Linked DNA regions of Homo sapiens: region 2 is linked to region 1. A link is a loop called in an ENCODE intact Hi-C map of the cell type or tissue named here. Cell type or tissue: adrenal gland. All regions are shown on one strand. Each heading gives the region's core, and the rest is flanking DNA. Links, peaks and the distances in the headings are about the cores only.

Region 1 (16,833 bases), core at 3,098-11,097:
GGACACAGTATTAATTTCTGGCACACCCTTCCTGCCCCCGCCTCCCCCACCCCCCAACCATGATCTCTAGATCCTGGTCCTGTGTGATCATAGATCCACAACAAACTCTGTTCCATGGAGCAAGCTAGAAACCCCCAAATTCCTGACATTTGACTATAAAGAACTCTATTAAAGTATACTTAGCCACTGCAAACACCGCTACTGTTTATTACTTGATTTATGTGGGTCAGGCCCTGTATGATGCATTTTGAAAACATTAAAACATTCTGTTAAGAAAATGTTCTATGCCCATTTTGCAGATGAGGGAACTAATGCTTAAAGACGTTAAGTGATGATTCCCAGATCACACAGCTATTATGAGGCAGAGCCAAGATTGGAACCAGATCATATTAACAGTGAAATCCTGAAAATCTTTGTAAGAGTCTGCTTTAACTTTTATTTTTATAGATTCTGCCTATTAAGTCAACTGCATCATTATGTAATAACTGATTTTCATATTTATATTAAATACCTGCATCTACTCAGAGTTTCTGATCAGATTTAGACAACCTTGCTGGCTGCCATTCCAACTACTCTCAGGACAAGGTGTAATTTATTTCAAAGTTTAAATTACTGGATATAGGTCAACAAGAGACTATACATTCAGTGATTTTAGATTGATTTAAATTTTTTGAAAAGGATGCTATGAAATAGCAGCCATCTCTCAGAGTCCCAAAACATATATTTAACGAGCATTTATTATATACCTGCTACTTTTCCAAGTGCTTTGCATGACTTTGAAATTTAATTTTCATACCAATCTTTTTTTTTTTTTTTTTTTTTTTTTTTTTTTGTTGAGGCAGAGTCTCACCCTGTCTCCCAGGCTGGAGTGTAGTGGTGCAATCTTGGCTCACCGCAACCTCCACCTCCCAGGTTCAAGCCATTCTCCTGTCTCAGCTTCCTGAGTAGCTGGGATTACAGGCATGCGCCACCACACCTGGCTAATTTTTGTATTTTTAGTAGAGATGGGGTTTCTCCATGTTGGACAGGCTGGTCTTGAACTCCCGACCTTAGAGGATCCGCCTGCCTCGGCCTACCAAAGTGCTGGGATTACAGGCGTGAGCCACTGCGCCCGGCCTTTCATACCAATCTTTAAAAAAAGCTTCATAAGTATATCCATTTCACAGGTTAGGATACTGAGACACAGAGAGATTCAACAATGTGTCCAAAATCAAGAAGCCAGGACTTGAAAATAGTGATATTAAACCCACACAGCCATATCATAAACCACAGATTTTTATTAAAAATAACATTAGTCTGGGGACCCTAATTCCTTCCTCAAATTGAGAATTCTACTCTGTCATGTTCCATTTACTCCAGGAGGGGAAATTATCGTTGCAAGAGTTAAAGCTGTGCAATAGCAGGACCTATCTCATGCACAGTAGGGCTCCTAACAAGTGGGGTGATATAAATTACAGCAGAGGTTCCTCGGTGGAAGAATCTTTTTTGGTCATTAGCCCATTGCATACCCCACACTAGGGACACAAAGCCTGCGGTCTGATCTCACCTGGAGACACATGCTTTCCTATGATACGACAACAACATAACTAGAAGAACTGCTTGATACCTTAACGCCAGTGACATCCCCTCCCAAATCATGACCTAATCATGGACATGGGAGAGATCAGGGTGTGGATGAAGTGAACTAAAAGATTGAGTGCTATGTGCTGTGATCCATGCTTTTCTCTTGATGAATCTAGTCTAAATTTCCAAGTGGCCATGACCAGACCCCTCTGTGTGCACTGCCAAACTCAGAAATCTTATATTCTCCAAATTATGTATCAGACAGTAGCCATTCAAGGTTAAAAGTCTATAATGCTATGGAATGACCTATCAGGAGCCCATTCACTGATTCTGCTTTCGGTTTGAAGAGAAATTTCTAGAATCTGCAGAAGATTTGGAAAAGTTAAGAAATGGTAAGATCGAGTCTCTACGTGTCTCTGAGGAAGGTATCTAGTAGAAGGTACACTTGCAGGTTTTAATACCAGGCCGTGTCTATGTGTGCGAAGGGTGGTAGTTGGGGTGGTGGAGAGGGAAAAAAGTGGTTAAAGTAGAAAGGGTGGGGCTCCTTGAGCAGTTCTGTCAACTCTCTCCAGGCTAAAAGGGCCAGACCTCTTAGAGTATTTGCTAGAGGAGCCATCCCCAGCACCCTGAGAATGGCCTTTCCTTGCTTTCATTCTTTCAACACTGTGAATAAGCTGTGGTTGGTTCGGGATCCCATACAGCCCTCCCCATCCAAGGACACGCGCGGACATTCATCAGAGGGAAGGAGTTGAAATAGGTCCATCTTGAATTCATTTCTCTTATGAATTTGACAAGGTGATATTCTTGCAACTGTAGGCTTAGATAATGAGATAGTGTTGAATTGGTTGGAAGTCCAGGTCAGAGGGTGAGGAGGGACATGAGCCAGGGTAGCAGCAGTAGAGTGAGGAACACAGCACCCACCCTGCACACACTGTCCAGTGGGGGTATTGAAGACTATACAAAGGACCTACATAGAAACTTTTCTCAGAACTGTCTTTAATGTCTTCACACCATGAGATTTACTTTGAGATATTCCCATGTTAATTGGCATGTGGCTAGTGGGCCTGCAGCAGCCTCTCCCAACTTCTTCCTAAAATATCCATGAAGATATATCAACACAAAAAATACAAGGGACCTATTATGTATCTGGATGAGGAACAAAAACATAAATGAAATAAGAGGCTACAAGGTAAGAGGAAGCTTGATAGGAAAAAGAAGGACTAAGGAAGCTAAAAACAAATTTCTATTTCCTTTGAGAGGTTATACCAGGCAATAATTTCTTTTCTATTTTATAAATTTAGTCATTTCAGCAAACATTTTTTCATGCTGAAAGACTGGGATTCATAGACATCTGACTCTCCTTTTTTTCCTTCTTTCTAAAGATGGGAGTTTGATGTTCCAGCAAGTGCCAATAGTTGAGATTGATGGGATGAAGCTGGTGCAGACCAGAGCCGTTCTCAACTACATTGCCAGCAAATACAGTCTCTATGAGAAAGACATAAAGGAGAGAGTCCTGTATGGTATATTTTCTGTTCTTCCATTAACAGAGAATACAGAGTGATTTAGGTCCTTCCTTGAGTGGGCGGGACCGTGGCAGGGGCATTATCGTCAGCATCAGGCTGGACCTTGGGTGTGTATGCTGAGTTGCAGTATTGCAGAGTCCCATGGAGATGAGGAAACAGTGAACATGGGGTGGGTTCAGGTGAGGGTGATTCTAGAAAAGGATGCAGTCCATGGATCGAGCACCCTGACAGAGGTTTCCAAACACTGATGAACCATGAACTCAGGAGGATGGCAAATCATGATTCCAGGTGCTCAGGCCTTCAGAGACTGGGCGCCAACAACAGCTTAGGACAAGTCATAGAATGTTTGAGAGTCGGTAGATGAAGGCCTGGGGAGAGAAGGCTCTAAAGAAGCTGAATCTCAGGTTCCAATAACTCCAAGAATGATGACCAGGAACCTACGTTAGCAACTAATTATATGAACTGGTCAACTTGACTCAGGTTAGCAGAGGCTGGTGCCCAAGATACCAGGATTACCTAAAGTGAAGCATTTGATACAGACCTAAGCAGCCACACTGATTTTGCACCAGCAAAGCTGGGAGGAGGGGTCTCCTCCCCTGTTGGCAGTTCCTTGAAAAGTCCAATATAGAGTTACCAATGACCTAACAATTCCACTACCAGGTCTACAACCAGGATAAAGGAAAACACAGCCTCACTAATCCATGCACAGAAATGTTCATAGGAGAACTATTCATGATATGCAAAAGGTGGAAACTACCCAAATGTCCACCCATGGATGAATGGAGGAACAAGACGTGCTGTGGCAGACAATGGAATATTCTTGGACTATGAAAAGGGTCAAAGTACTGATGCATGCTACAACATGGGTGAACCTTGAAAACATGTTCCATAAAAGAAACCAGACACCAAAGGCCACATGTTACATGATTTCTTTTGTATGAACTATCCAGACCATTCGAATCTAGAAAGTAAATCAGTTGTTGCAAGGGGCTGGATGGAGGGGGCTAAGGGGAGTGGCTGCCAAAGTGCTACTGCTTTCCCAGGTGATTAGAAAATAATTGGGAGATCTTCTTTTTTTGTTGTTGTTGAAAATTACTAGCTTGCTTGAAAGTATATATCTTTAGAGATAGCTTTTAGAGATATGCTTTATTTCCTATTTATTTATTGTTATTTTTAATTTTTTTAGAACTTCGAACATTGAGCATAAAAATGAGCCTGAGATATGTAGTATGGTGAGAAAAGGAGACAGAAATGTTCGAGATGGCTGTTCCAGGGACTCTGCCTTGGGATTACTTAAATGGTAGGTCTTTGGCTATATGAATCATGCTAAGCTCATCCACAAAGCAAACCACAGCTGAGATAGCAAACCCTATTTTTAGCATCAGTGGTTACTTGCAGTGATTCCACTAATTCCTCTCATGACTGTGACTCTAGACAGGTCACAGATGTTGATATTCTCTGTACCTGTATTTGGTCACGTGTAGGACAAACATTTTGGACATATATCTACCCCTGTAGCATGTTCTGAGAAATAAATGTAATATGTATGTATAACTAAGAGCATGACTGGCATATAAAAGGCACCCACTGGAGCTGAATTACTTTGTCACCATCTGAGGCTCTACTGTCTCAGGTGTTTAAACCATAAAATCTAAGGCAGAAGGCATTTTGACAGTTTGGTTCTTTTTGTCTTTCAGGATGAATGTAGAAGGATATATGTAGAAGGTAGGAAATTTTGAGTGAAAAGATTCTTCATTATGCACTACCTCCACCTAAGGAAAAAGATGCAAAGCTTGCCCTGATCAAAGGGGGAACAAGAAGCCATTATTTTCCTGTCTTTGAAACTGTACCTGGGAGCTTCTGTATACCTGAACACATGCATGGAGCTTCTTGGAGGGTGGCACGTCCAGGGAAGGCATGGAAGCGCCATGCCCCTTCCCCATATCTTGCCCTAGGCATGTCTTTATCTTTTCAGTGGCTACATGATTTGAGCCTCCAAACTACGAAAGAGATTTTTTTCACCCAACTATATGGATTACCACCTAATGGGATAAAGAAAACCTAAAGTCACAGTCACTGCTGTGCCCCAGGTGGAAGCTGTAATCTGCCTGGATCACTGCCAAGTTTAAAGAACAACAAGAACAAAAACCAAGAGTGAAGGATTTCATTTAGTTTCAGGGATGACCCACAGCAAAGTTTGTAAACATGGACAGAGATCCCATGATAACCTCAAACTCAGTGTACTGTGAGGCTGTCTTGAAAAACAGGCTTTTGGGCCTATGCCTATATGCTGCCTCTTTTTTTTTTTTTTTTTTTTTAATGACAAACACTTCTCGATAGCATGGCACAAAGCAGTACCACAAAAGACTGAAAAGAAACAAACAGGCAAAAAAGGCCTGGTTCTATTAAGGATGCTAAGCAGATGGGAACCAATACAAAACCGAGGTCCAAACTGAGAATAAAAAGTGAAAGAGCTCAAAGCAAAGAGAAAAGAGTTCAGCCCAGGTGCGGACTTGCCACAAGGCACAAGGAACCTTTGTGGATACTGCACCTGGCTGACGGCTGGGGTCCACGGCAATGGGCAACATAGACCATGTCTTGTTGCAACCTCTGGAAAAACTGTGAAAGTGAATGAAGACAACCCAAATGAGAATAAGCAAAAGGTGTTTATTTCGAGCTTGCTATAGTAAGGAAGTCAGGCACCATCACTTGCGTTTGCCAGAGATTCAGAGGCAGGCGGGAAAGTCTGAGAGATTTATGGTGGAAAAAGTTATGCCCTGATTGCATGTTGTTGGCATGAAGATGCTGTAAGCTGGCTAGCTGGAAGTGTGAATTTCTATGTGATTGTTCAGAGATCAATATTTTACTTTCTGTGTTTGGTCATAAACTGAAAGTGGAGGCAAAAATTAGGAAAGCTGGCAGTTATTGACCAAATGCTGGCATATTTCACTGTTGTAAAGGTCATGATAGAAGCTGTTTAGTCTATAAGGACACTAAGAGTTTAGAGGGTTTCTTTGTAGTTTGGCTGCTATAACAAAAATACCATAGACTGGGTAGCTTAAAGAACAGATGTTTCTATCTCACAGCTCTGTAGGCTGGGAAGTACAAGATCAATGTGCCAGCAGATTTCATATCTGGGGAGCTCCTGTTCCTTGATTCATAGACAGCCAATCTCTGGCTGTGTCCTCACATGGCAAACATGCCAAGGGAGTTCTCTAAGGTTCCTTTTATAAGGGGACTAATGTCATTCATGAGATATCCACCCCCATGACTTGATCGTCTCCTGGAAGCCTCACCTACTAACAGCATCACATGGGGGTCAGGATCCCAACATATGAATTTTGGGGAAACTTAAACATTCAATCCATAACATAAGGCAACAGAAAAATAGTGCCTGTGCATTTTTGGGGCATTGACCTTCAGGTCCAAAAAGGCTTCCTTGATGTTAATTGAGCTCTTGACTCTCAAGGCATGGTATAAAAATAGACTGTGAGGAAGAATTTCACCAGTTCTACCAAAGAGTCCCATGATACATGAATTTGAACTATGTATGCTACAATATAGCATTCAATGTTGCATTTTCTTTATGTACCAAGTAATTATTTACACTTACATATGTATACACAGTCTGAAAGGGTATTTGCCAAAATATTACCTTAAATCAGTGATGCTGTGTGTTTTCTCATTTTATTATTTATGGTGTGAATGTGCTATAATATTTTAATAAATACCACATATCACTAAAAATTTTGTTATGAAACATTTTATACATTCACAATAGTTGAAAGAAATATTTTATGAACATATATACACCAACCACCTAGACAGCAAAATTAACATCTCCTCATCTGGGCTTTACCACACGTGTCAGTCACTCCACTCCTGTCTCCCTCAGTCAAACACATTTTTTTTTTTTTTTTTTTTTTTTGCATTTCAAAGTAAATTGCAGACATCAGTGCAGCTCACCCTGGATACTGTGGCATGCAGATTATAACACAGTGAAATCAGTAAGCGCCAACGTTGCAAGAAAGGGGATGAATTCAAGTTCACCCAGGTTTACTTCAGATCCTAGAGCAGGAAATAAGGAGTGCATACAAGGAGAAATGAGGACTCTGATATAGTCTCCTCCTGGGAGAAGAGTGCTGTCATGAAGGTGGAGTCACTTCCCAAGAGAGATTGGAGAGAGATAGCAGAGTGTAGAATCATGCCCTGAACATCAGGGCTGCACGCTGTAGGGTCTGGGGAAGACAGAACATGTTGTAGCAGGTGCTAAGCCCCTGGCCCATGTGGAAGATGCAAGCCGAGTGGGTGGTGTGGACACCGCAGTGAGGTGGAATGAGAAGAGAAAATGAGAGCCTGGGCTCCAACCAAGGAATTAGAAGAGCCACACTTCTTACTCTCTCAATGAGTCAGGGAACATGGAGAAAGATCCGGGTCTCTGCACCCATGCAGTGAGGCAGCAGAGGTGGGAATGTCAGGCTGGAGAAACTCAGGAAGAAGCAGGGGCCCCAGCCTGATTGCACATGTGTTCCTGGTCCGATTCCCCCAATTATCCAGGTGTGAAAGAGCCGCGGACAAGATTACCTTGTTGGCAACAAGCTGAGCCGGGCTGACATTCACCTGGTGGAAATTCTCTACTATGTGGAAGAGCTTGACTCCAGCCTTATCTCCAGCTTCCCTCTGCTGAAGGTGACCCATTTCGTAGCCCGGAGAGGCAGCCCCACATCTCCCATCTTGGGATCTCGGATCTGGGTCCTGGGACTAGCCATGTTCTGACACCAGCCTTCTCCAGGCCTTCAGTGCCCTCAGGTCTCCAAAGTGAGCTTCCAGGCCCTGATTCCTCACAATCAGGGAAAGATTCTTGTTATGTCAGTGAAATGTGTGGCTACCTCATGAAGAGCATTTGCCTTTTATCATGGAAAGGATCCAGGGCCCAGCATCTCTCCCCATCCTTCTATTTCAACGTGGTTTCTGTTCCTGAATTCTCTGTGATGTCCTTTATCCCATATGTGCCCTTGTCTTCCCACACCAAGTCTGTCTGAGCAGGGCCCTTTCTGTCTGGTTTCCTTCCCTGGGCTCTGGCTCCTGCTGTCAGACATTGATTGCGTTTCTCTCTGCACAGCTCTCCGAGTACACTGCCCCCAGCCCTGTATACCTCAGTGGGAGTGGCCCCATGGTTTGTCTTTAACATTTTCTATTTTCATTTCTAACTCAATTTTCCCATATTTTCATTTCTGCCTAGAGGCTGATCTGTGTTGATATCTCACAGGCACATTATTTTTTCTTGACTTACACAAAAGCCACGAATCCTCAGGATTGATGTATAAAGAAGAGAGTAGGGAGACTGAACTAAATAAAATCTAAAATACATCTTTGGGAGAATGCTAGTGAGCTTCTTGTTCTCCCTCTTATATTCTTTCTCTTATCTTTTTTCTCTTCTTTCTCTCATATTCCTCTTATCTCTTATTTCTCGCTCAGAGTCTGTTTCCCAGCCTTCATACTGGTGCTGATGGAGGGGCCTCATTTGGTCTTTGTGTAGGAGAGGCTCAGATTCCCTGGGTGGTATTAATGGTGGTGTCAGTCCTTGGCTTCACTCTGAGGCTGTGCTTTGTGCATTGCAGGTCCTGAAAACCAGAATCAGCAAACTGCCCACGGTGAAGAAGTTTCTGCAGCCTGGCAGCCAGAGGAAGCCTCCCAAAAAGGCAAAACTTTTAGAAGAAGCAAGAGAGATTTTGAAGATTTGATAAAGCAGCCATGGAGGCCAAGAACTTGCAAGACCAATATTCTAACGTTTTACACAATGAAGTGCTTTACCTAAATGTTAATTGTGGCTTTTGTGATGTTAAACCCATTTTTTTAATTGATATAAATACAGTTATACTAGTCCTCAACTCACTCTGGTTTTTAGTTTGTCAAAGTAGAGAAAGGCAGACTTTCTGAAAGTCCCCTGAAAAGTTGCTAACAGAAAGAACTCAAGGATTAGATGTTCCCCTCTTGCCCTTGCCTTCCACCATTTAGTTGGCTAATGGACTCTGAATAGGAAAATATAAAACAACTTCTCAGACAGGAGCTGAGAGCCAGGTTACAGGGTGGAGGGGAAAAGCTCTGGACAGCTCTGGACCTGCAATCAGAAGGAGTTCAGGCTGACCCAACACTCACCAAGTGTGCAGCGTGGGCCAGTCACTTTAGCTCTCTGAACCTCAGTGTGCCCATCTATAATTAGGATATTAGAAGCCATTTCCCACGGTTGTTGCAGAAGGTAGACACACTCCCTAGATATTGATCATGAATGAGGAGCATATATGTGCGACCCATGGCAAATCCTTGAGCTCTCTGGTTCTCATTTTCTGTTGACCCAATAAAGCTCAACGGTAACCTTCGTCCCAGTCTTAGCTGGACCTTAGGAAACCTCATATTGAGAAGCTGACATGTTAGTTACCAGCAGTAGTGTTGTGATAAAACGTTATGTAAGATAAACATTTCTTTCCTGTTGAAACATGATCCTCAATCAATGGCTAAGGGAGCTTAGTGTGGGGATTAGAATTATGACACTGTGAACTCTAATCCATAGCAATTAAACAACCACACCCCACACTTTCGTGTGAACTTCACTCTCCCTTTCTTTCTGCTGAATAATGCTATTTCCATTTCCCAAGACAGAAAAGTGCAGTGTCAAAATTTCTAATTACAAAACAGGTGAGTTGATTCAGTATGGTTTCTAAAAATTCTTTACTTTCCAAAGGTTAAACTCTTGACTCCCACATTTTAAAACGTAGACATTTAAAAGATTTTGACGTCTAAATTCAAGCATACAAACTTTTTAAGAAATACATTAGTTGGCAAAGACAAGTACATTTTTGTTCCAAACTCAACAACCACAAAACTTTCCAAGAAGAATCTTAATGTTTAATGACAGAGCTGAGTGTTTGGAGAGAAAATGCAACTGTCCCTAAATCCTGGCACTGGAACTCCTGCTTTCAATGAGTCCTGTGTCCTTCCATTCACATTCATGATACGATTAGTTGCATCTGTCCCTGCAGCCATTGGTTTTCATTCTCTGATACTCTGCTATGTTCCATCTCCCAAACAGCCTGGGATAGAGCAAGGGCTATCAAACTTCACTGATGAGCCCAGTCAATTTATCTCTAACCATTTACAATGAGCAAGTGCGCGTGCACACATGCAAACATCCATACACACAATATACAAATAACTGAAACTAACAACTCATGAAACATTACTTACCCTTCAACATGTCATGCTTGCTGATATTTTCTCTTCTTTTCTATTTTATTTTAAAAAGTAGTGAGGTTTCACAATCTGCTGAACTCTTACCATGCATATTTGAGAAACACTAACATAGAAAATAAGACTCAGTCTTTAGTTTTTAATAGCAGTGAGTCTGAATCCCAGATCCACCACTTAATCTGGGCAAGTTACTTTAAAAAACCTCGTATCCCCAACTGTAAAAAATAAGAATAACAACCTCATTCACCTTAGGTGATTTTTGTAGGATAAAATGAGGAGAAGTTTAGAAAAATAACCAGTTGTGTAACTGACGTTGAACAAATGCTAGCTCCTTCCATATCTTGCAAAGTTAATGCAACAACATCTTTTTTTCCAGGTTATGAAATAAAATGCACCCCATAGAGTTAGAATATAGAATGCCGAAAGAAGCAAGGGATTAGCATTCTCTGTCTTTGAAAGAATTTGGTCTTCTAACTACAGTTATACAACTCTGAGGCCTGATTTTTGCTTTTTGTTTTGAAGAGTGACTTAGCTCCCTGCCGGTCCTCCCTGTCAGTGACATCCTCTGGTTTCATGGCCAGTTCATGGGTTCCCAGGGCCTTCACTGGGTGGCTTCCAGGCATGACTTCATTTTAGTCCTTGGTGTAGATATTCATGTCTGTCACCAGCCAGGGTGTGACTGTGAACCCTGCATTTTTCTGATGTTCCATTTCATTAACTAAAAAATGGAGGAAAAAACCATTTCATGGGACTATAAGGAGGGTTAAAGATATAAAATATTGAAAGGGACTAGACTGAAGAAGGATCATTAGGAAGTTTTCAATAAATATTAGTTCTTGAATTCTTCCTCTTCCCATTAACTCCTATACATGTATTATTACCACATACTCTCACTTCTTAGGCTGCCAAGAAAAGTCACAGTTAGCCAATGAAGACTTGAGACTGGTTTGCTGGAATCTGAGGGTGCCCACTGATGGGTAACAATTTGGGCCAAGAAAACATTCTGGGAACTCCTCCAACACCGTCATGAAGAATGCAGGTTCTTCTTCAGCATTGTTTGTGGTTTTCAACCATACATCCTAAAGTACATTTTTGATTCTATGGCTTAAATTATTCATTCATTCATTCATTCTTTCATTCATTCATTCAGGCTTAGAGAAACCTCCAGGAGACTGCTACCATGGCAGAGAAGCCCAAGCTCCACTACTCCAATGCACAGGGCAGAATGGAGTCCACCTGGTGGCTCCTGGCTGCAGCCGGAGTAGAGGTAGGTTCTGAGTTAGGTCATCTTAAGTTGGATTTAAAATTGTGTTATCACATACTTTTCCCACAGAAACTATGAGATGATTACTAACTGAAGCATTGTGCCTTAAATAAAAATGGACTATAATTAAGAAAAAGATGAACAGATTTGACCTAATAATTGTTAAAATTTCTTATCATCTAAGAGCCTCAATATTAAAATATATTTAAAAAACTAATCACAAAGTGTAGAACTTAAGTGGATTAGAATTTAAACAAACTGTAAACAATAATTATGGCATTGACCAGGTGTAGTGGCTCACGCCTGTAATCCCAGCACTTTGGGGGGTCGAGGCGGGCGGATCACCTGAGATCAGGAGTTCGACACCAGCCTAACCAACATGGGGAAAAGCCGTCTCTATTAGAAATACAAAATTAGCCAGGTGTGGTGGTGCATGCCTGTGATCCCAGCTACTCAGGAGGCCGAGGCAGGAGAATCACTCAAACCTGGGAGGCGGAGGTTGCAGTGAGCTGAGATCATGCCATTGCACTCCAGCCTGGGCAACAAGAGTGAAACTCTGTCTCAAAAAATAAAAATAAAATGATAATAATAATTATTTTGGTATTTATACAATTAGAAACATGAATATTGACTGAATATTTGATGACATGAAAGAATTATTGTTAATATTTCATGTGTGATAATGTACTAGTTCTATCTTTAGAATAGTATGTTTTAGGAAAACACATTGAAGTATTTAAGGATTAATCTTATGGATCTGGGATTTCCTTGGAATTATTACAAGTAGGTGGACATATCTTGTCCCTCGGGTGGCAGCAGAAAAGGAGGATTTCAGGTGAGGTGGCGTCCTGTGAAGGGAACTTCTAGCGCGCCCCTTCAGCCTCACAGCGCCGCGTGGACCTGAACCTCGGAACGGTACTTTGTGCATTGTTTCACGAGGGCTTGGGACCTTAGCCTCATCCTTTCTCAATCCTACGAGGAAACAAGCACATAAGAAATCCAAACACTGCCATTCCAGGTTGTTTTCTTTGTACAAATGAATACCCTGTCACCCAGACATCAGCTCTGCAGCTCAGGGATGTGTTCAGAGCCCGGGTAGGAAGAGTTCAGCAGGAGGGAGGGGAGGGGCAAGGCTGGGAGGAACACAGGCTCCCTGGTCTCCATCTAGCCTGACTGAAGGCGGGGGCAGGGCTGACTGCAGACCTTGCTCAGGCTTCTGGGGTCTCAGTGCCCTAAGGCTGATGATCACAACCCAGTCCTCAGCCTCACAAGCAACATCCCACTTGCCAATCCCACCCCATCTCGGTCACCCTCCTGCCAGGACCACACATCGTTCCTTAGGTTTGTCCTGAACTGGATGCTATATTAATTGCTGGCACACACCCCCCGTAACCTCTAGATCCTGGTCCTATGTGATCATAGATCCACAACAAACTCTGTTCCACGGAGCAAGCTAGAAATCCCTAAATTCCTGAATTTTCACCATAAAGAACTCCATTAAAGTGTAATTAGCCACTGGAAACACAACTACCATTTATTACTTGATGTATGTGGGTCAGGCCCTGTATCATGCATTTTGAAACATTACAAAATTCTGATTAAGGAAATATTCTTTCCCCATTTTGCAGATGAGGAAACTAAGGCTTGAAGATGTTAAGTGATGATTCCCAGATCACACAGCTATTATGAGGCAGAGTCAAGATTGGAACCAGATCATATCAACAGTGAAATCCAGAGAATCTTGATAACTTTTGCTTAGACTTTTGGTTTGACAGATTCTGCCTATGTAAGTCAACTTCATCATTACGTAATAACTGAATTTCATATCAGTATTAAATACCTGCAACCACTCATAGCTTCTGATCAGACTGAGACAGCTTTGTTGCTGGCTGCCATTTCCACCAAAGTGACTTGTCTCAGGACAAGGTGTAATTTACTCCAAGGTTTAAATTACTGGTTGTAGATCAAGATCAAAGTATATTTTCATCAATTTTAGATTGATTTAAATTTTTTAAAGGATGATATGATGAAATAGCCAGCTATATCTCAAAATTCTAAAGATAATTTATATTTATTTATTTATTTATTTATTTTGAGTTTTAATGCATATTTAATAAAAATCATTTGGTTGGATATCTTTTTTTTAAGGGAAACCAGAATGGTATTTATTATTTTACATTTGGTAGAGGAGATATCTTAAAGGGTCCAGAATACATAAGTCTCTTACGTATGATACTCCTTTTTTTGTTACTGAGGTATACTTATAAGCTTAGATAAGTAATCAGAAGGTTCGTTGGTAAGCACTGAATTAGAACAAAGGCAGTTAGGTAATTTGGAGTTTAATAGCCCAGGGTACCTGACAGAGATATGCTGGGGGCCACAACCCTGTATGTAATTTTAAAGTTTCTAAGTAGCCACATTTTAAAAAGTAAAAAGAAACAGATGAAATTAACTTTAATAATATATTTAACTCATTATATCTAAAATGTTATTTTACTATGTAGTCAATATATTAAAATTATTGTTTTTCATACTAAGTATTCAAAATCTGGTGTGTATTTTTTTCTATATATTTGATTTTTTAAAATTATACTTTAAGTTTTAGGGTACATGTGCACAACATGCAGGTTTGTCACATATGTATACATGTGCCATGTTGGTGTGCTGCACCCATTAACTCGTCATTTAGCATTGGGTATAACTCCTAATGCTATCCCTCCCCCTTACCCCCACCCCACAACAGTCCCCGGTGAGTGATGTTCTCCTTCCTGTGTCCATGTGTTCTCATTGTTCAGTTCCCACCTATGAGTGAGAACATGCGGTGTTTGGTTTTTTGTCCTTGTGATAGTTTGCTGAGAATGATGATTTCCAGCTTCATTCATGTCCCTACAAAGGACATGAACTCATCATTTTTTTATGGTGGCATAGCATTCCATGGTGTATATGTGCCACATTTTCTTTCTTTTTTCTTTTTTTTTTATTATTATTATACTTTAAGTTTTAGGGTACATGTGCACAATGTGCAGGTTAGTTACATATGTATACATGTGCCATGCTGGTGTGCTGCACCCATTAACTCATCATTTAGCATTAGGTATATCTCCTAATGCTATCCTTCCCGCCCTCCCCCCACCCCACAACAGTCCCCAGAGTGTGATGTTCCCCTTCCTGTGTCCATGTGTTCTCACTGTTCAATTCCCATCTATGAGTGAGAACATATGGTGTTTGGTTTTTTGTCCTTGCGATAGTTTACTGAGAATGATGATTTCCAATTTCACCCATGTCACTACAAAGGACATGAACTCGTCATTTTTTATGGCTGCATAGTATTCCATGGTGTATATGTGCCACATTTTCTTAATCCAGTCTATCACTGTTGGACATTTGGGTTGGTTCCAAGTCTTTGCTATTGTGAATAGTGCCACAATAAACATACGTGTGCATGTGTCTTTATAGCAGCATGATTTATAGTCCTTTGGGTATATACCCAGTAATAGGATGGCTGGGTCAAATGGTATTTCTAGTTCTAGATCCCTGAGGAATCACCACACTGACTTCCACAATGGATGAACTAGTTTACAGTCCCACCAACAGTGTAAAAGTCTTCCTATTTCTCCACATCCTCTCCAGCACCTGTTGTTTCCTGACTTTTTAATGATTGCCATTCTAACCAGTGTGAGATGGTATCTCATTGTGGTTTTGATTTGCATTTCTCTAATGGCCAGTGATGATGAACATTTTTTCATGTGTCTTTTGGCTGCATAAATGTCTTCTTTTGAGAAGTGTCTGTTCATATCCTTTGCCCACTTTTTGATGGGGTTGTTTGTTTTTTTCTTGTAAATTTGTTTGAGTTCATTGTAGATTCTGGATATTAGCCCTTTGTCAGATGAGTAGGTTGCGAAAATTTTCTCCCATTTTGTAGGTTGCCTGTTCACTCTGATGGTAGTTTCTTTTGCTGTGCAGAAGCTCTTTAGTTTAATTAGATCCCATTTGTCAATTTTGGCTTTTGTTGCCATTGCTTTTGGTGTTTTAAACATGAAGTCCTTGCCCATGCCTATGTCCTGAATGGTATTGCCTAGGTTTTCTTCTAGGGTTTTTATGGTTTTAGGTCTAACGTTTAAGTCTTTAATCCATCTTGAATTGATTTTTGTATAAGGTGTAAGGAAGGGATCCAGTTTCAGCTTTCTACATATGGCTAGCCAGTTTTCCCAGCACCATTTATTAAATAGGGAATCCTTTCCCCATTGCTTATTTTTTTCAGGTTTGTCAAAGATCAGATAATTGTAGATATGCGGCATTATTTCTGAGGGCTCTGTTCTGTTCCATTGGTCTATATCTCTGTTTTGGTACCAGTACCATACTATTTTGGTTACTGTAGCCTTGTAGTATAGTTTGAAGTCAGGTAGCGTGATGCCTCCAGCTTTGTTCTTTTGGCTTAGGATTGACTTGGCATTGTGGGCTCTTTTTTGCTTCCATATGAACTTTAAGGTAGTTTTTTCCCATTCTGTGAAGAAAGTCATTGGTAGCTTGATGGGGATGGCATTGAATCTATAAATTACCTTGGGCAGTATGGCCATTTTCACGATATTGATTCTTCCTAACCATGAGCATGGAATATTCTTCCATTTGTTTGTATCCTCTTTTATTTCATTGAGTAGCGATTTGTAGTTCTCCTTGAAGAGGTCCTTCATATCCCTTGTAAGTTGGATTCGTAGGTCTTTTATTCTCTTTGAAGCAATTGTGAATGGGAATTCACTCATGATTTGGCTCTCTGTTTGTCTGTTATTGGTGTATAAGAATGCTTGTGATTTTTGCACATTGATTTTGTATCCTGAGACTGCTGAAGTTCCTTATCAGCTTAAGGAGATTTTGGGCTGAGGCGACGGGGTTTTCTGGATATACAATCATGTCATCTGCAAACAGGGACAATTTGACTTCCTCTTTTCCTAATTGAATGCCCTTTATTTCCTTCTCCTGCTTGATTGTCCTGGCCAGAACTTCCAACACTATGTTGAATAGGAGTGGTGAGAGAGGGCATCCCTGTCTTGTGCAGGTTTTCAAAGGGAATGCTTCCAGTATTTGCCCATTCTGTATGATATTGGCTGTGGGTTTGTCATAGATAGCTCTTATTATTTTGAGATATGTCCCATCAATACCTAATTTACTGAGAGTTTTTAGCATGAAGTGTTGTTGAATTTTGTCAAAGGCCTTTTCTGCATCTATTGAGAAAATCAT
Region 2 (16,833 bases), core at 2,284-10,283, 180 kb before region 1:
ACTCTTTAAGGCTTTCCTGTCTACTTGAGGACCAGGACTTGTAAAACACTAGAAGTAGATGTAGAAAGGAAAGCAGTACTGGGATCCTTTATTTAAAATGACATCCGGTACCATTCCCCATTCTCTAAGTGACTCTGCCCACTTTTTATTTCTCCCTTTCTGCTTTGCCTTATCCCCTTCTCCAAAGTCAAAACTGGTGGCCAGGCAGCAGGGAGGCCGTCACATTTCCTAATGAAACCAATCTAGGTTCAGATGGTGGAGGGGTGTGCTGGAGGGTTATTGGAGCCTGTCTGATTAGGTAGACCCCTGCTGTCCTTGCCAAGGGAACTCAGCATTTAATCACAAAGAAAAGGCCTTTTCACTGAAGTTTCTTCTCCACAGACTAAGTGTAAATGAACTACTAGGATATCAAACAAGCCATTTAGCAGTTTTATTTATTGACTGTTCAACATCATCAGAGCCCTTTTTATACTTTATTGTTTGTTATTCTCATTGCTTTTTGAGGTTCCTAGTACAGTGGAAATTATGTTAATCTTGAAACATTGGAATTATCTTTAACCATCTTTTCCTTCATTTCCTTCATCCTCTGTATCAATGAGTCATCAAGACCTTTGAAATATGTTTTATATGGATCCCTCCTTCTATATTCTAATCTAGTCCTCACTCTTCCACTCCTGCAGTACTGCAACAGCCTCCCAAGCCTGACTCTTAGTAAGCTCTCATTAAATGGTTGCTGAATGAATGAATGAATGAGAAGCATCCCTCTGGTCTTTTCAGTGTTCTATTGCCTGTCTAATCTTTAAAATGATCACTTCATCATATCTATTCTGGACGTGCAACCTTCAGTTTCTCTCCATTATGTACTATCTCAAGTCTAAAATAATATGCCTGACTTCTCAAGGCCTATCATAATCAGCCTTTCCCTTCCTATCTAAAATCCTCTTTTCATTTCAGCATGCATCTCTGCACTCTAAGCAGTCTGGTCTTCTTGCTGTCCTGCTAATGGTGCCAGGCTTCTTGCCACTGCAGTGTCACTGCTCATAGTGCTTTCCCTAGAAACTACCTCCCTTCTCTTTACTCTCCTGTGCGACTCCTACCTGTCCTCAGAGGAGCCTAAGTCTACTTCTCTTATAATATTTCCTCTTTCTATTTCTCAAGATACTTGCTTGTTAGCCCTTCATTATACTGGCTGTATTGATCTCCAATTGGTTTAGGTTAGTTTAAGCCTCTTTAGGGCCGGAGCCATATGTTATGCATGGTAATGTGGTATTGTGGGCTTTGAAGTACAGCAGAATTGGGGCAAGGGCCTGACTCCACTTATTAGTTGTGTGGCCTTCTGTAATTCTCCTACTATTAATCTCATGTGCAAAATAGGGAAAATGCTCCCCCCCAGTTTCACCCCCGAGTTGTGGTGTGAAGATGGTCTATAGTGCCTACCCATAACTGGCATATACATGATAAAGGTCTGCTTATCCCTTGACAGTAACTTAACAGAGTCCAATTCCTGAACACTCAGCCTGGAGGCCTAGAGAACCAGGGTAACCATGCAGTGAATCCTTAGTAAGTATTATCCTGCCCTTACTTAAAATGGCTTGAGCTTAGGTTATTCCTGGCTGCAGCTCTGCTTCTGGGATCTGTTGCTGTTTTTCCATCTGAACCTTGCCAGGAACACTACTGCTTAATTTTTTTTTTTTATACTGCTCCTCTTGCAGCAGTCTCCTCCATTTCATTTTGTAGGATCTTGCAGAGTTGGAGTGGTACCTAGCCGTTCTATTGATGTCTGCCCTTATAAAATGCATTTTTCTGCTTGTGGGATCTATGTGAGTGTGTGTATTTGCCTGGTGGTTCCTTGGGAGAATTCTGGATATAATGACCTCTCTGTGTATGTTGATCTGAAAGCCTGTGAATAGTATCTCATTTAACTGTTGTCTTTCACCTGTGGTCTTTGATGACTGTGGCTTTCTGAGAAGGGCCTATGTTTAGAGTATTAGAACTCTCCTATCTGTGAACCTCAGTGTTTATGGTTGATGTGGTTGAATCAGGGAGAATGCGCAAACAGAGGTGTGTGTGTGCCGGATGACTTATACACGTTTTGGGATTACAGTGTAATTGTGTCTTAGTTTGTGGTTGTGCTTACCTTTGAAATACAGTTTTAACTTCCTTATAAAAGCACATGTGTTCTAGAAAATTACCTAGTAAAAAGAATTTGGTGAAACAAATCATTTTCTGGGGCAAATTGCATTAAAATGCTAAGGAAATGTTGTGGCAGGAAGAAAATCAGAGATGCCTTTGATTGCAGCCAAAGAAGTAAAAGCAGCAGCTCAGGCCTACCTCAAGGTGGTAACCAAGGTTGATATGGGCATCTTCATTCAATCTGTCTGCTCCTAGTTAACTGCTGTCCAATATTAGGAAAAACTACTACTCAACAGGTTTTAGGGAAACACTCAACCCAAACAGAAGGCTTCTATTCCTGATTTTCTTCCAAGGAAACTGAACTATCTTTGCACATTAAGTACCTGACTCTCTGTGCTTTGAAAGTTGAAGTCTTCCTGGGTAGGAAGAGTGTCTTGTCGTGGGACTTACCTGAGCAGGCTGAAATCAAATCCAACATATGTTGACATGTGAAGTCATGTTTGAGTTTGAGGATAGCACATCTTCAAACATCTGCTCCCCCCTTTTTTTAAACTATATGGGCTCAGGATTAGCAAAATATTCATATGCTTTTTACCAAGGAGCACGTGGGGAACATTTGATACATCTTTAGTTGGCTATAAAACATGTATTATACTCACACATTTCAAAATATTCTACTCTGAAGATAGCAAGTATTCTGTTCTTCTTAGTTGGATCTCATCTGTAGAGTGAGAATGTCAAGTGATCATTAAGGTCCTTTACAGAAAAAAAAAATTCTTAACTCTATTGTCTGAAGTTTGTTCAACATTAGGCTTTGAACATAGTTCCTAATGAATTTAGCATTCAAATCTATGTTAATTAGCATTCAGTTATATTTTATCTTTAAATAAGCTCATCATGGCTGCTATAAAAGATAATGCCTCTGAACCAAAAGATAAAGTATTATAAGTGTGATGTCCAACTATATTTGACAATATCATGAAAGTAACTATCTGCGTGAACTTGTAGTTCCTAGCAGATGATTGTCATCCTAACTCACTTTTTTTGAAATGAAAGGGCCACAATAGTGCCTTGCTTTTCATTTGGTGCTTTTCCCACCATGTCAAGAACCCTTAGTAGCCACTTAATAAATGTATAACGATGGCCCAGAGCTTATGAGAACCACACGTTTTTTTAGGAGAGATCAGTGTGAGTTATTTTTTACCTTTCTATAGGTGAAGCATGACCTGTGATAAAGTATTGATAACATGTGACTGCTCTTTTGACTACCATAAAAGATAATGCCTGAGAACCGGAAAGGAAAGTACTATTGTATAATGCCCAAATACGTATTTGGCAATATCATGAAAGTTACTATCTGCATGAACTTGTGGTTCCCAAAAGATAGTTATTAATGGTTTTGCCCTCTTGGACATTGCCTTTGCTTTGAAAGAGAATTTACTAGAGAATGATTTAACTAAGACAAAGGGGAGTAAGAAAAATGTAAGATATACATGCCTTCATGTGATCTTAGCTGTTGAAAAGCAAGTTTTTTCCTAAATTAGTGTAAAAGTTTTTAGAAGGAGTCATAATTTTGGTACCCTAGTCCCAGTACAGTTGTCCAGTTTGCAAAGAAGTGGGGCGTGACGGGATGACAGTGAGGGTGGACGTGGTAGTATAGGAAAATCATCTATGGTCAGGATTGCCTTTTAAAGCTCCATAAGTTGTTCATTCATTAGTTAATTCATTGAACATGTCTTTATTGTGAGTCCGTACTTGTGCCAACTATGCCAGTTCTCTGGGAACTGAGTACTGGGAATACAGTTGTGAATATTGCAACGTTTCTGACCTCACAGAGCTTATATTCTAAGGTTAAACACAGCTTGTATGTAGCCCTGTAACCTAGGGGTAAGTGAGGGCTCTATGGAGAGTACTAAAGTGCTTCTGCTTATTTGGGGGATTTCCTCATCTTCAGGGCTTGACAAACTATGGCTTGTGTGCCAGTCCTTCCTGCTGCCTGTTTTTGTAAATAAATTTGTACTGGAACACAGCCATGCCCATGTATTTACATATTGTCTTTGACTGCTTTCATGCTACAATGGCAGAGTGGAGTTGTGACGGAGATGGAGAGCCTGCAAAGCCTATCCTGTTTACTGACCCTTCACAGAAAAAACGTGCTTATCCCTGCCCTATTTTATTTTTACATTAAGCCTTTACTTCCTTTAATTCATTTTGATTTTTTGTATACATGCTAGCAAAGCATCTTACACTGAGATCAGCTCCTTAGTCAAATGTGTTGTAATAGCATATAAATACTGATAACATGTGGCTGTCCTTGTAACTACCGTAAAAGATAATGCGTTAGAACCAGAAAGGTAAAGTATTATTGTGTAACGTCCAGCTACTTATTTGCCAGTATCATGAAAGTTACTATCTACATGAACTTGTGATATGCTCTTAGTCACTCCCCTATCTTCACTATCCCTTATCTTGCCCACCCCTGAAACACAGGCAAGCAGGACTATTGCCACCCTCGGCAGTTTTCATTAAGCTGGGGACTCTCGTTCTAGCTCATCTACAGTTTCACACATGGCAGGGTAAAGGTTTGTTTTTCTGGCTGTTTTTTTATTTTTTATTTTTTTTAACATTTCGCCTTTACTTCAGTTCTTTACAGTCCACCAAAGCCAACTATGTGTCCTAGTTTAAAAATCATCTGCAAGTGATTGAAGAACTTTTTTAAGGTTCAAGGCGTGAGCACCTTTTATATTGTAAGAGAAGCGACAGGGAGTTATGGAAGCTTCTCATGGGATTAAGGACCTAGTGCAGGACGAGTTCTTTTTTCAGAAGCTGGGATTGAAAGAGGAGAGGGATGGTAAAGGTATGAAGAAGTTTCTGGGGCACAGAAGAAGGCACATCATGTAACGGATTATCTTCTCTTGTTAACATCCAGTTGATGCAATAGCTGAATGCATCTTTAATTCACTCCTCTGTCAAGGTAAAGACAAAGCAAGATCCATGTAAAGAAGGTCCTTTTGGCTTTGTAACTGCTATTCCTTATGCAGAAAAAAAGCAGTAGTCCAAGAGGCAAAATGCTTAAAAGGTTTGCTTGCTAAAATGTACAGAGGCAGAAGAATTAGGTCCAGGAGAAAAACATAAACCCGGATATACTATTTCTAGTACCTTTTTAAAAGAAATTAACAGTATTCACTGACTTTTGTAAAGTTAGGACACATTCAAACCTAGAATACGAAGTCTAATTATAAACCTGTAAAGGTAAAATGGAACTCAGAATTACCATGAGAAGGGTCATCTAATGATTTTGCATATAATCCACTTTTCCTAGGAGGATAAATGAAAGTAACAGAATCTTTTCAATGTAAGATAATTAATGCAAAGGGAGACAAGCTCCTTCTAAGGAACTGAATGGTGTCAGTGGGCCTGGTAAACCACAACTCCCAGAGAACCCCAAGTTTGCTGTAACTTTTTGTCTCCTGTCTTAGAAAATGTGTAATGATGGCATTAATTCATTGATTAAGGTTTCAAAATAAAGAATGAACTACAATTTTCCCTGCCCCTCGCCTCCATTTTTTAGGCTGTGAATGAGCAAGGCACCTGATGTGAGCTGCTGGCCATGAGCAAATGTTCTTTGCCTCCACCGAGGATTGACGCTGAGGGGAGGGAATTGGGGCAAATCACAGGAAGCTTTTCCCCAATGTCACCTAGCCAGGAACATCATAACATTGACTTCAAAGGTTTGCTGGAACTCTTTGAAAGAGAGATAAAGCTGTCTTTCTTTGGTAGTTGAGTACAGCCTTACCCAAAGGCCAAAGGCCTGATCTGACCGCATGGAGGGGGACTTTCTGTGATCCTCTGAGACTCAGTCATCTTGGCATTGTTGTGGGAGGGCCCAGGCTGCCTGCCTGCCCCAGCTATTCTGTGGTATTCACTGTTCTTCCACTTCAGAACTTCAGAACTTTTAGTTGGGCCCAACAGTTTATCTTTGTTTTGTGTATGACAAAATAGAAGCACTGAGAATTTTGAGGTACTTAGCCAAGGTGGTACAGAAAATAATAGCAAAGACTAAAACTCACATTTGGGCCCTTCAAACAATCTTTGAGGACTTGCTACTGCAAGTGGAGTGAGAAGACAAAGATGAAGCAGTCTTGGAGAGTGTCGAGGCTGAAGCAGAGGGTACACCTGCAGGTCATTGCCACGGGGAAGGGGCTGGCAGTGAGGTGAGGACAAGGCACTATGGCATCAAGGGAGAGGACCATTCTCGGGTCTATATGTGTAGGTTGGGGCAGGAGGCTTGGAAGAGGTGACATGTGAGCTCGAAAGAGAAGGAATCGATGTTTAATGTTTACTGGGGCCTGGCTGAGGCACTGGGGCACTTGTGCATCTCTTGAAAGAAAGGTGTGTAGCATACAGGGTCCTTCGGTGGCACTGTCTTCTCCGCTAACCTTTGTTCATGTGATGCAAAAAGCAGAAACATTTATCCTTTTTTTTTTCTTAGACAAATGCTAGCTCAATTCCTGATACAGAGTCACAGAATCACACAGCTTTAGAGGAAGAAACCACCTTAGAGCAAGTCCCATGCCCTAATTCCACCAAAAGTAAACTCAAGGACCAAGAGATGCCCCGAGGCACAGCAGATCAGTGCTGAGTGGAAACTGGAACCAGTCCCTCACTTTGCCTCCACTGTGGGCATGTTGGTGCTGCCAATGGCTCCAGAGGATTCGCTGATATTTGATTGCAGAATGAAGACAATTAGAACATAGCCATATCATTCATTTTCATATTTGGGCTTTGAGATACAAAGTACTACTTCTGTTCCTGTCATTTTCAGATCCTCCAAAGATTTCATGATCTTTTGAAAGCTTTCCCTTAAGTTTGGTACAGTCAGCCTGGGTTCCTGTCTCATTTCTGCCACATTAGTCGTATAATCTAGACATGTAACTTGTGTCTCAGTTTCCTTCTCTGTAAAATAGGGATAATTGTAATAGTACCTGCCTGGTAGAATTATGAGGGTTAAATGTACTAATATATGCATAAGCACTTATAATAGTACTATGCACATACTAAGTACTAAAATTATCATGTTTTGGGCATATTTGATATATGAGGGTGCTAAGTGTAGATTCGTTGTAGTGAATGATTTATCCAAGTTAATTCTTGGAGTCAAAGCAGAATTTAGAAATACTGCGAGTTAGAAATACATGCTAATTCTCAAGGTAATGGACAGGCTGCTACATTCCATTCACTTCTCAAGCAGTGTTAACTATCTGTACCAGAAGCTGAATTTAAATGCTGTCAGGGCAGAGGAGGAAAATAAAAGACTCAAGGAAGCTGGGTGTGTGCTTGTCAAACAGTAAGAAATTGCTCTTCTCTTCTAAAAAAGAACAATTTTTCTTCTCTTCCAATTTTTCTTTAAGTATAAGGTTTTTTTTTTTTTCAGGCTTTTACTTTGTCACTTTTGTTATAGGCATAGGAACAGAGAAATATTTTTCATCCAGTAAAACAAGTGGCTATGAAGGCACACAAAAAAATGACAGCTAAAAAAAAAAAATGGCAAGTGGCAACAGGCAAAAAATGGGGACTGTGGTGAGCTGCAGAGCACACGCCCAGCCTGAAGAGGTACGGACATTTCTTCCACTTCTTATTACCGTGAAGGGCTAAGGACCCCAGGTGGTTAGACCTTCAGTGTTTCCAGAGAAGCTCCAAATAGGGATTTATATAGGAAATTCCCTATTTTTTATTTATTGATTTTTTTTTTTTTGAGACAGAATCTCACTCTGTCCCAGGGTGGAGTACAGTGGTGCGATCTCTGCTCACTGCAACCTCCGCCTCCTGGGTTCAAGCAATTCTCCTGCCTCAGCCTTCTGAGTAACTGGGATTACAGGCATACACCACCACGCCTGGTTAATTTTTGTATTTTTAGTAGAGACAGGGTTTCACCATGTTGGCCAGGCTGATCTCGAACTCCTGACCTTGTGATCTGCTGCCCTTGGCCTCCCAAAGTGTTGGGATTACAGGTGTGAGCCACTGTGCCCTGCCGAAATTCCCTATTTTTAAATCTGGGATTCAGCCCCCAGAGTGCCAGTGTGCCATCTCTGGTCTACACAGCATGGAATCTCCATATGCTAATGTCATATACTCAGAGATTTCAGGCTAGAATTGTCAAGTCTTGTTCACTATGCAAAGTTAGAAGTATGCTTGGATAAAGAAAATGTACATATACACCATGGAATACTTTGCCGCTATAAAATGGTATGAGATCATGTCCTTTGCAGGGACATGGATGAAGCTGGAAGCCATCATCCTCAGCAAACTAACACAGGAACAGAAAACCAAACACTGCATGTTCTCACTCATAAGCAGGAGTTGAACAATGAGAATACATGGACACAGGGAGGGGAACAACACACACCAGGGCCTGTTGTGGGGTAGGTGGGACGAGGGGAGGGAACTTACAGGACGGGTCAATAGGTGCAGCAAACCTCCATGGCATACGTATACCTATGTAACAAACCTGCACATTCTGCACATGAATTCCGGAACTTAAAGTAAAATAAAAGAGATAAGTACATTCTATATTTTAAAACAGAATGTCCTTGTTCGCTGGGTAAGTAAGCACAGATTTCTGATTTCATTTCTAAAACACCCAACTTTGAATGAATAACACTGCTGCTGTGTAATTTAGATGATTGTATAAGTCTTTGGGATGTTTTGCTAGGGAGTGATAGGCTAAATAATAGCCTGCAAAGATACCAGGTTCTAATCCTTGGAACCTGTGAGTGTTACTTTATATGACACAATGGACCTTGCAGATGTGATTGAATCAAAAAATCGGAAATGGAGAGATTATCCTGCAGTATCTTGGTAGGCCTTAAATGAAAACACAAGTCCTTATAAGCTAGAGACAGAGGAAGATTTAAAAACAGAAGACAAGAAAATGTGATCATAGAGGCAGAGACTGGGGTGATGTGGTCACAAGCCAAGGAGTGCTTGCAACCACCAGAAGCTGGAAGAGACAAAGAATGGATTCCCTCTAGAGCCTCTGGAGGAAGTGCCAGCACCTTTGCTTCAACTCAGGAATACTGGTTTCAGACTTCTGACCTCCAGAAACCTGAGAGAATAAATTTCTGCTATTTTCAGCCACCAACTTTGTGAAAATTTTTGGAGCAGCTGTGGGAAATTAATATAACTGACAAGGAAAACTTTGTATAGTTTAAAAAATTTTTTTTGTTATTTATACCTGGATTAAAATATGGATAAGTGACATGTCCTTAACAAGAAAAATTAGCTGTAGTTTAGAAATTGGTGGCCCAGAGCCTTCCTTGAGATTCCTAGCCAGTGATCCACAAAGTGACTCCTTCCTTGTGCACTGGTAGCACTCTCATCTCCACTCCATGTAGGAACTTAATCCAGTGTCCATGTCTTCTGGTCATTTGTGTATTTCCCACCTCTCCAACTGCGTGAGAAGTCCCCAGAGGCCAGATCTGCCACCCACAGCTCTGTGGATCTTATATCTCAGTACTGAACGTAGGGCCTTATAGTTAATTTTTCACTTGAGTGATGCTTTGTTGACACTTAAGTGTCTTAAGCGTATTTCAGATATTGCTGTATATCAAAAATGCATATTTATATGCTTTTTTAAATTAAAAAAAATTTTTTTTTGAGACAGGGTCTCGCTCTGTTGCCCAGGCTGGAGTGCAGTGGTGTGACCTAGGCTCACTGCAACCTCCGCCTCCCAGACTCCAGCAATCCTCCCACCTCAGCCCCATAAGTAGCTAGGACTAACTACAGGAATGCACCACCAAGCCCAGCTAATTTTTGTATTTTGTAGAGATGGGGTTTTGCCCTGTTGCCCAGGCTGGTCTTGAACTCCTGGACTTAAGCAACATGCTCACCTGGGCCTCCCAAAGTGCTAGGATTACAGGTGTGAGCGACCACGCCCAGCCTATATAATTTTATAAAATAAATATGTCACATATTTACATATATACTTATATATAATGTATTTATAATATATGAATATTATATGTATGTGAAATGTGTATATATATATACACACACACACACAAATGCAAGTAAACCTCACAACCATAGAAAAGATAATAGTTGGCTTCTTTTTTTTAACAAATTGTAAAGAACCCAGCAGTAGAAACGGTCTTCTACTTGTGGAGTGAGGTCTCAATGGAGTGACTTACGGGTGAAATATTATGCTGCCAGTATGTGGTCTCTGGTCTACACAGTGTGAAATCTTTGTATGCTAATGTCATATACTCAGAGATTTCAGGCTGGAATTGTGATGTCTTGTCAAGTATCAAATTTTTGATATTTGCCTGCTTCTTTCTTTGAAGCACTGACTCTGTAGATGTAGATGTCTCCCATTAAGTATCAAAGAAGGATGTATTAACATTAATACACTAAAAATAGTCATTAGAGTGCTGAAACCTTTTTTCCTGTTAGAACTCCAATTGAGGCTGGGCACAGGGGCTCCCACCTGTAACCCCAACACTTTGGGAGGCTGAGGTGGGCAGAGTGCTTGAACTCAGGAGTTCAAGACCAACCTGGGCAACATAGCAAGACCCCGTCTCTACGAAAAATACAAAAATTAACCAGGCCTGGTGGTGCATGCCTATAGTCCCAGCCAATCAGGAGGCTGAGGTGGGAGGATTGTCTGAGCCCATGAGGCTGCAGTGAGCCATGATCACACAGCTGCACTCCAGCTGGGAGACAGAGCAAGACCCTGTCTCACAAAAAGAAAAAAGAACTCAGCTTGAGAGTTCTGTGTTTGCCTTGGTTGCCTTTGACTGAAGCTCTGTGGTTATCTGTAGTAAATGTCACTATGGATGGCATGCAGAGTGGTCCCCATGTTGGGCCCCACTTGTCATGCAAAGTGGAATCCTTTCATGTTTCCCACCTGCCATGTTACAGGCACATGACTGGATTGCACAAGGTCACAAAGCTTCAGCTAGCTAGTTGTCCAAGCAACCTGGAGTGATACTGAGGGCCGTTTTTGGACATTCTTTTACCACAATAGGTTTGTATCTTACTTGCATCTTATTTTCTTTCAAAATGGAAGCAGATAATGGAAAGCAAATGAACATTAGGCTAATAGTTACTTCTAATTTGTCTCCAGCTGTACACCTCTTTCAGTCTTCAAAACTATGCTAACCATAAAGGTCTATCTGTCACCTCCTGTAGAGAATTTTGTATTTTGTCACCTAAAATACAAAAGTTAGTATAGCCCACTGTAAGTGGGTGTAGCCCATAGTATCAGGAATGCTTTCAGCTGTAGTGGATAGATTAACAGTGACTTCTTCAACAGAGACCTTCAATTAGGTTGTAGAACAATAAGCCCAAAGGCATATATTTTCAGGGTTCAAGCAGCAGCTCACTGATGTCATCAAGGACTCAACCTCTTTCTATGAATACACCCTCTGCAGCTGGGATTCTCATCTTTAGAGCTGATGTCTCATAGCCGTCTCTGCCTCAGCCCTAAATATCACACTTTACACAGCCATGTTCAATGCCGCTTCTTTGTCAACTGTCTTTATTAGGGAGTAGATTCCTTCTCAGAAGCTCTTCTTCCTCACCAGCTCACTTCCCTTTCATTCTCGTAAGTCCGAGCCATGGCACCACTCCTAAACAGATTTTAGTAAGGAAGTAGAATTCCTTTGCTTGGCTTAGATCTATCATAGTTCATGCCCTGGGGTGGCTGCTGTGCCTGAGTATGTCGAATCCTGAGTAAAATCAGGTTCTGTAAACTAAGCAAGAAGAGAAGCATTGCTATGGAGTAGAGCAGCGAAGGCGCCTACCATGGTCCCTTCTTTTTTCTAGTGCATTGTCCATCGCCCTATTTTCCCAGCGCAACAGTAAGTTTTTGTTCTTTACTTTCAGATTATGAGGTGACTCATCATATTTGGGCCACCACAAAAAGGATGAATAGCTGAACAATACCATTCTCAAATGTATTTAACCACATCCTGCTAGGATATGCTCAGATTGGACTGTGAGCTGACTGGTGCTTCTTGTCTAATGCTATTTTGGCTAATACCATTCACTTTTTTTCAGTATGGGAAATAATTCACTAATGTGAATAATAGAAAGCTCAAAGAGTGGTCATGGTTCTTGTTCTCTGGAACCATACCTAGTGTAACTAACCCTTCTCTCTGATATCCTTTGTACACTTGGAACAATTATCATGGCTTTCCAAGTCTCCTTTGCTTCCAGCATCCGGTGTTTCTTCATCTACCCTTCTTGTACTTTCATTTAGATGCCTCACTATGTTCTTTAATATTTCTCTTGAAGTTTGGCCTCTGGAGCAGTAAACCAAGGATGTGATGGGACTATTGCATTCCTTATTCTGAACACAGGCTGCCTTATTTAACAACTCCAGTGGGCACCTTTCACGTTGTGTTCTATGTGAATGGAGTACCCTGGAGTTACACAGTGTATCAGCCTTGTCTGAATGCTGTGTTCCCAATAAGAACTCCAATAATACTCTATCTTTGGGGAAAAATAAAACAACCTTAGAGCTATTTGCTTATTGAGCATCTCCAGTGAGAGGTTTTGTACATACCTCAAATTCAGCCCCCGAGAAAACAGAACCCACATCTCTGTACATTGTCCAAATAACACAAAAACACACATTCCCTATCTCAAACCCATAGTCTCCTGTTGTATCTAAGACTCACCCAGTCCAGTGCCTTTGTTTGGGCTTTCATCATATTTCACCTGGGCTATTGGAGTAACCTCCTAATTAGTCTCTGCCTCTGATCTCTATTCTAACATCTATGTAGTCTCCAGAGGGATTTTATTCATGCTGTTTCTCTGCTTTAAAAACTCTGAGGAACTCCCTTCTGTAGGATAAAAATCAAACTCCTGCGTGAGGCCAGGTGTACTCACGCCTGTAATCCTAGCACTTTGGGAAGCCAAAGTGGGAGAATTGCTTGAGCCCAAAAGTTCAAGACCAACCTGGGAAAAAAAAAAAAAAAAGAGACCTCATCTCTTAAAAAAAAAAAAAAAAAAAAAGCCTGGTAGTGTACACCAAGTACTCCCAGCTACTTGGGAGGCTGAGGTGGGAGGATTACTTGGGCCTAGGAGGTTGAGGCCACAGTGAGCTGTGATTTTCACCACTGTACTCCAGCCTGGGTGACAGAGTGAGACCCTGTCTCAAAAAAATAACAAAAGCAAAAACAAAAAACTCCTGCATGACACACATACTCGTTCATAATTGGGCCCACCCTAACTTTCTAGCTATTTCCTGCAATTTGCCCCATCGCCCTCCATTGAATTGGTTTTACGCTCTAGCCTCGTACCCAGCCCTGGTTGCACATTAGACCTGGAAAACTTTCAGAACTCTCAAAGCTCAGCCCCCATCCTGACCTGCTTCTTGGGGCTGGGGCTAGGCATGAGTAAATGTTAAAGGTTCTCTAGGTGATTCTGTATTCAACCAGGGTGAGAAACATTAGGCTGTGCCTGCCCTCTTGTGAACACACCAAGCTCTTGTATTCGCCAACATTTTTACAGTTTCCTCCACTTATAATTTCTTTCTCTCCTTTTCTGTGTAAGAAAACCTTTTTCATTTTTTAATATCTCAATACTACCTCTTCTCTGAAGGATTGTCAGATCTCTCTCCTCCTCCCAAGAGTTGGTTGCTGTCTACTGCATTCTCATAGCAGTTTCTACATTTTTTGTGTATCTGTCAGTTGTGAGTGATTTAAAGGAGAGACCCTAGCCTTATCCATAATGTGCCCAAGAGCCTTGCATAATGCTTAGCATCTTATTAAAGTTTAATTAAAATTATACCATGTGCCATCAATGCTTGAAGAGACACTAGTCTGATCCATTGTATAGTTGTTAGGTAATTACCTGAAGTAGCATTAGAAATTAGAAAGTAACTGCCATGGTATGGTGAGAGTCATATCTTGCCACAGTAATTAGATTTTGTTCCTTGATAATATGACAGACTATAACAAGGAGGAATTGTTGGGGTGACTGTGCATTGAATGAATGACCCACTCTATCTGGATTTCAATGAAGCTCTTAATTCTTTCACAGATAGCTTTCCCAGTGATAATCTAGGAACCATTGTTCCAATTGTACAATTTAAGTGGATGAGGAAGGGACATTAATTATCCAAAAAAGGCTTTATTATTAATAACTGATATAAATCAGTAGTATAATGCCATTGCAAAAAGCATGAGGGAAGCCCACATGCTACTGTAATATAGGTTACTATTAAGTTTTGGTCACCATAGTTCATCAAGGAGATGGAGAAATGTGTGAGGATTCAGAGATGAATGCCAAAGGTAATTAAAGGAGTGGAAAATGCTTCCTCTGAGAAAAGGTCATGTAATTAAGGCAGGAGAAGGCTGAGAGACACATGCTTGATTACTCATTTCATGTGCATAGACATTTTTATGACATAGCTTCGTTATATCCACAGAAAACTAGGCAGAAGAAATTTGCTTAAGTTAGAATATGCAAGTTTTGGTTGGACATGAAGAAAAATATTCTAACTGGATTACAAAATGCAGATCTGATCATGTTAGTCCCTAGTTACAAAACTTTAATTGACTTCCCATTGTCTATAGGGCAAAGCCTTCTTTAAAAAATAAAAATAAAGACATTGTTTATTAGTTGGCTGATTTTTTTTTTTTTTTGACAAATCAAGCTTCCAGGAATTTTTTTTTTTTTTTTTTAGGAAGATGACATACAACGATGGTTTGGGAGTCTTAATTTGTTGGAAAGTGAAATAATGAATGATGGAGGATTCATACACAGATGTGTCTCAACTTAGAGTGGGGTTACATCCCTATAAACCCATTGTAAGTTAAAAAATCATTGTCAAAAATACATTTAATACACCTAACCTACTGAGCATCATTGTAAGCCTAGCCTATCTTAAACATGTTCAGAACACTTACATTGGCCTATAGTTGGGCAAATTATCTAACACAAAGCCCATTTTATAATAAAGTGTTGAATATCTCATGTATATAATGAATACTGCACTGAAAGTGAAAAACAGAATAGTATGGGTGCTCGAAATACGATTTCTACTAAATGCATGTAGCTTTGGCGCCATTGTACAAAGTCAAAATATCGTAAGTCAAACCATCAAAAGTTGAGGACTGTGTGTATGCTATAGGAAAAAAATAGTTGAAGATAAAGAAGAAAAAGGGGAAAACAAATGCAGAGCCAAAATTGCTTGTGCTGTGGTCCAAATATACTTTTTGGGTTAAGGCACAGCCTGAATCCAATCTATTCCATAATACAGTAATCATGAAGTGGAGGAACCATGGTATATGATAGTGTTCTGTCTTCTCAACAAGTTGTATTAAATAAGTCTGCATTTGTATGTTTTGATCTAAGATAAAACATTTAAGATGCCTGTATCTTTAAAAAATTTCCCTTCTTCTACCATTTTAGGGATAATTGAAATTTTTAATCTATAATAATTTTAAATTTACATAAATTGCAAGAATACCAAAAGAATACCCATAGATCCTATCTTAGTCTGCCTGGGCTACCATACATAACATAGTAACATAGACTGGGTGTCTTAACAGAAATTTATTTTTTTCACAGTTCTGGAGGCTGGAGAGTCCAAGATCAAATGGTTTGGTTTCTGGTGAGGGCTGTCTTCCTGGCTTTTAGATGGCTGCGTTTTTCCTGTGTCGTCATTTGCTAGGGTGTGTGGGGGAGAGGTAAAAGACACTAGCCCTATTGTATCAGACCCCTACCCTTACGACCTCTGTAGCCTAATTACCTTTCCATAGGTCTGTCTCCAGATACAATCTCATTGGAGGTTAGGGCTTTAACATGTGAATTTGGAGGAGGGATATCATTCAGTCCATAGCATACTCTTTACCCAGATTTACCTGTTGTTAACATTTTACCCCATTTGTTTTCCTCGCAATGCACACAAAATTTTTGTTCTACCCACTTGAGAATAAATTGCATACATCATGGCCCTTTACCTGTAAACCCTTCAGAGTATATTTCCCAAGAATGAAACTATATTCTTACTGAATCACAGGACAGTAACTACAACTACAATAACTTTAACACAGATAAATATTTTTATCTAATCTACTGTCCATGGTTTCAGGATGAAACTGCTCCACCTCAGATCATCAGGCATTAGTCTCCTAAGGAGCACGCAACCTAGATCCCTCCCATGGGCAGTTCACAGTAGGGTTCGTGCTTCTGTGAGAATCTAATGCCGCCGCTGCTGATCTGACAGGAGGTGGAGCTCAGGCAGTAATGCTCACTCACCCACTGCTCTCCTCCTGCTGTGTGGCCCAGCTCCTAACAGGCCACAGACTGGTTTACAGCCCTGGGTTTGGGGACCCCTGCTTTATTGCATTTTCTTCTCCAGTACAGAATCCAGTCAAAACCTGTATTTTAAAAAATGGCATCTGGGTTCCTCCATAAACAAAACTCTGCCAACTCTTTCCACAAGTTCCCCCTTTCCCACCCCCTAATTTCAAGCCCTGCCTCTTAGTTTCTGCTTCTTGGAGTGCTAGAACCCCATTTGCCCTACAAAACACCTACTTTTCTCTTTTTTAAGACAATCTTTTATGAAGATTTTTCCTGCCCTCCCTAAGCCCAGATGGAATTAACCCAGCTGGAAACCAAGAGGGCTTTCTCCTTAATTCCCCTCCACATACTTGAAATATCTTAGTTTGTATTCATGAGTGGTAC

Evidence for each region. Hi-C counts contacts between places; a loop is a spot of excess contacts. Peaks named below come from ENCODE experiments on the same cell type or tissue, not always from the same donor. Only the 100,000 strongest peaks of a DNase experiment are listed, where the experiment ranks them.
Region 2: a loop joins it to region 1, with 2.4 times the contacts of the local background. A loop is called at or near these places in 78 of 110 quality-filtered maps.

What each region holds. Positions count from the first base shown.
Region 1 is chr6:52,865,011-52,881,843 of GRCh38, reverse strand. It overlaps the pseudogene GSTA11P, a transcript of LOC105375091 not described here and the pseudogene GSTA10P. Among named protein-coding and RNA genes, the nearest start is that of GSTA5, 33 kb to the right of the region's middle. RefSeq lists enhancers at 9,465-9,634, 12,652-12,821 and a silencer at 11,890-12,100. In adrenal gland, for the core only: no CTCF peak of the experiment used is centred there; no DNase peak of the experiment used is centred there.
Region 2 is chr6:53,043,784-53,060,616 of GRCh38, reverse strand. The region is part of intron 1 of CILK1 (ciliogenesis associated kinase 1); the gene reads left to right. Among named protein-coding and RNA genes, the nearest start is that of CILK1, 9.6 kb to the left of the region's middle. RefSeq lists an enhancer at 15,991-16,545. In adrenal gland, for the core only: no CTCF peak of the experiment used is centred there; no DNase peak of the experiment used is centred there; H3K27ac peaks cover 2,713 bases.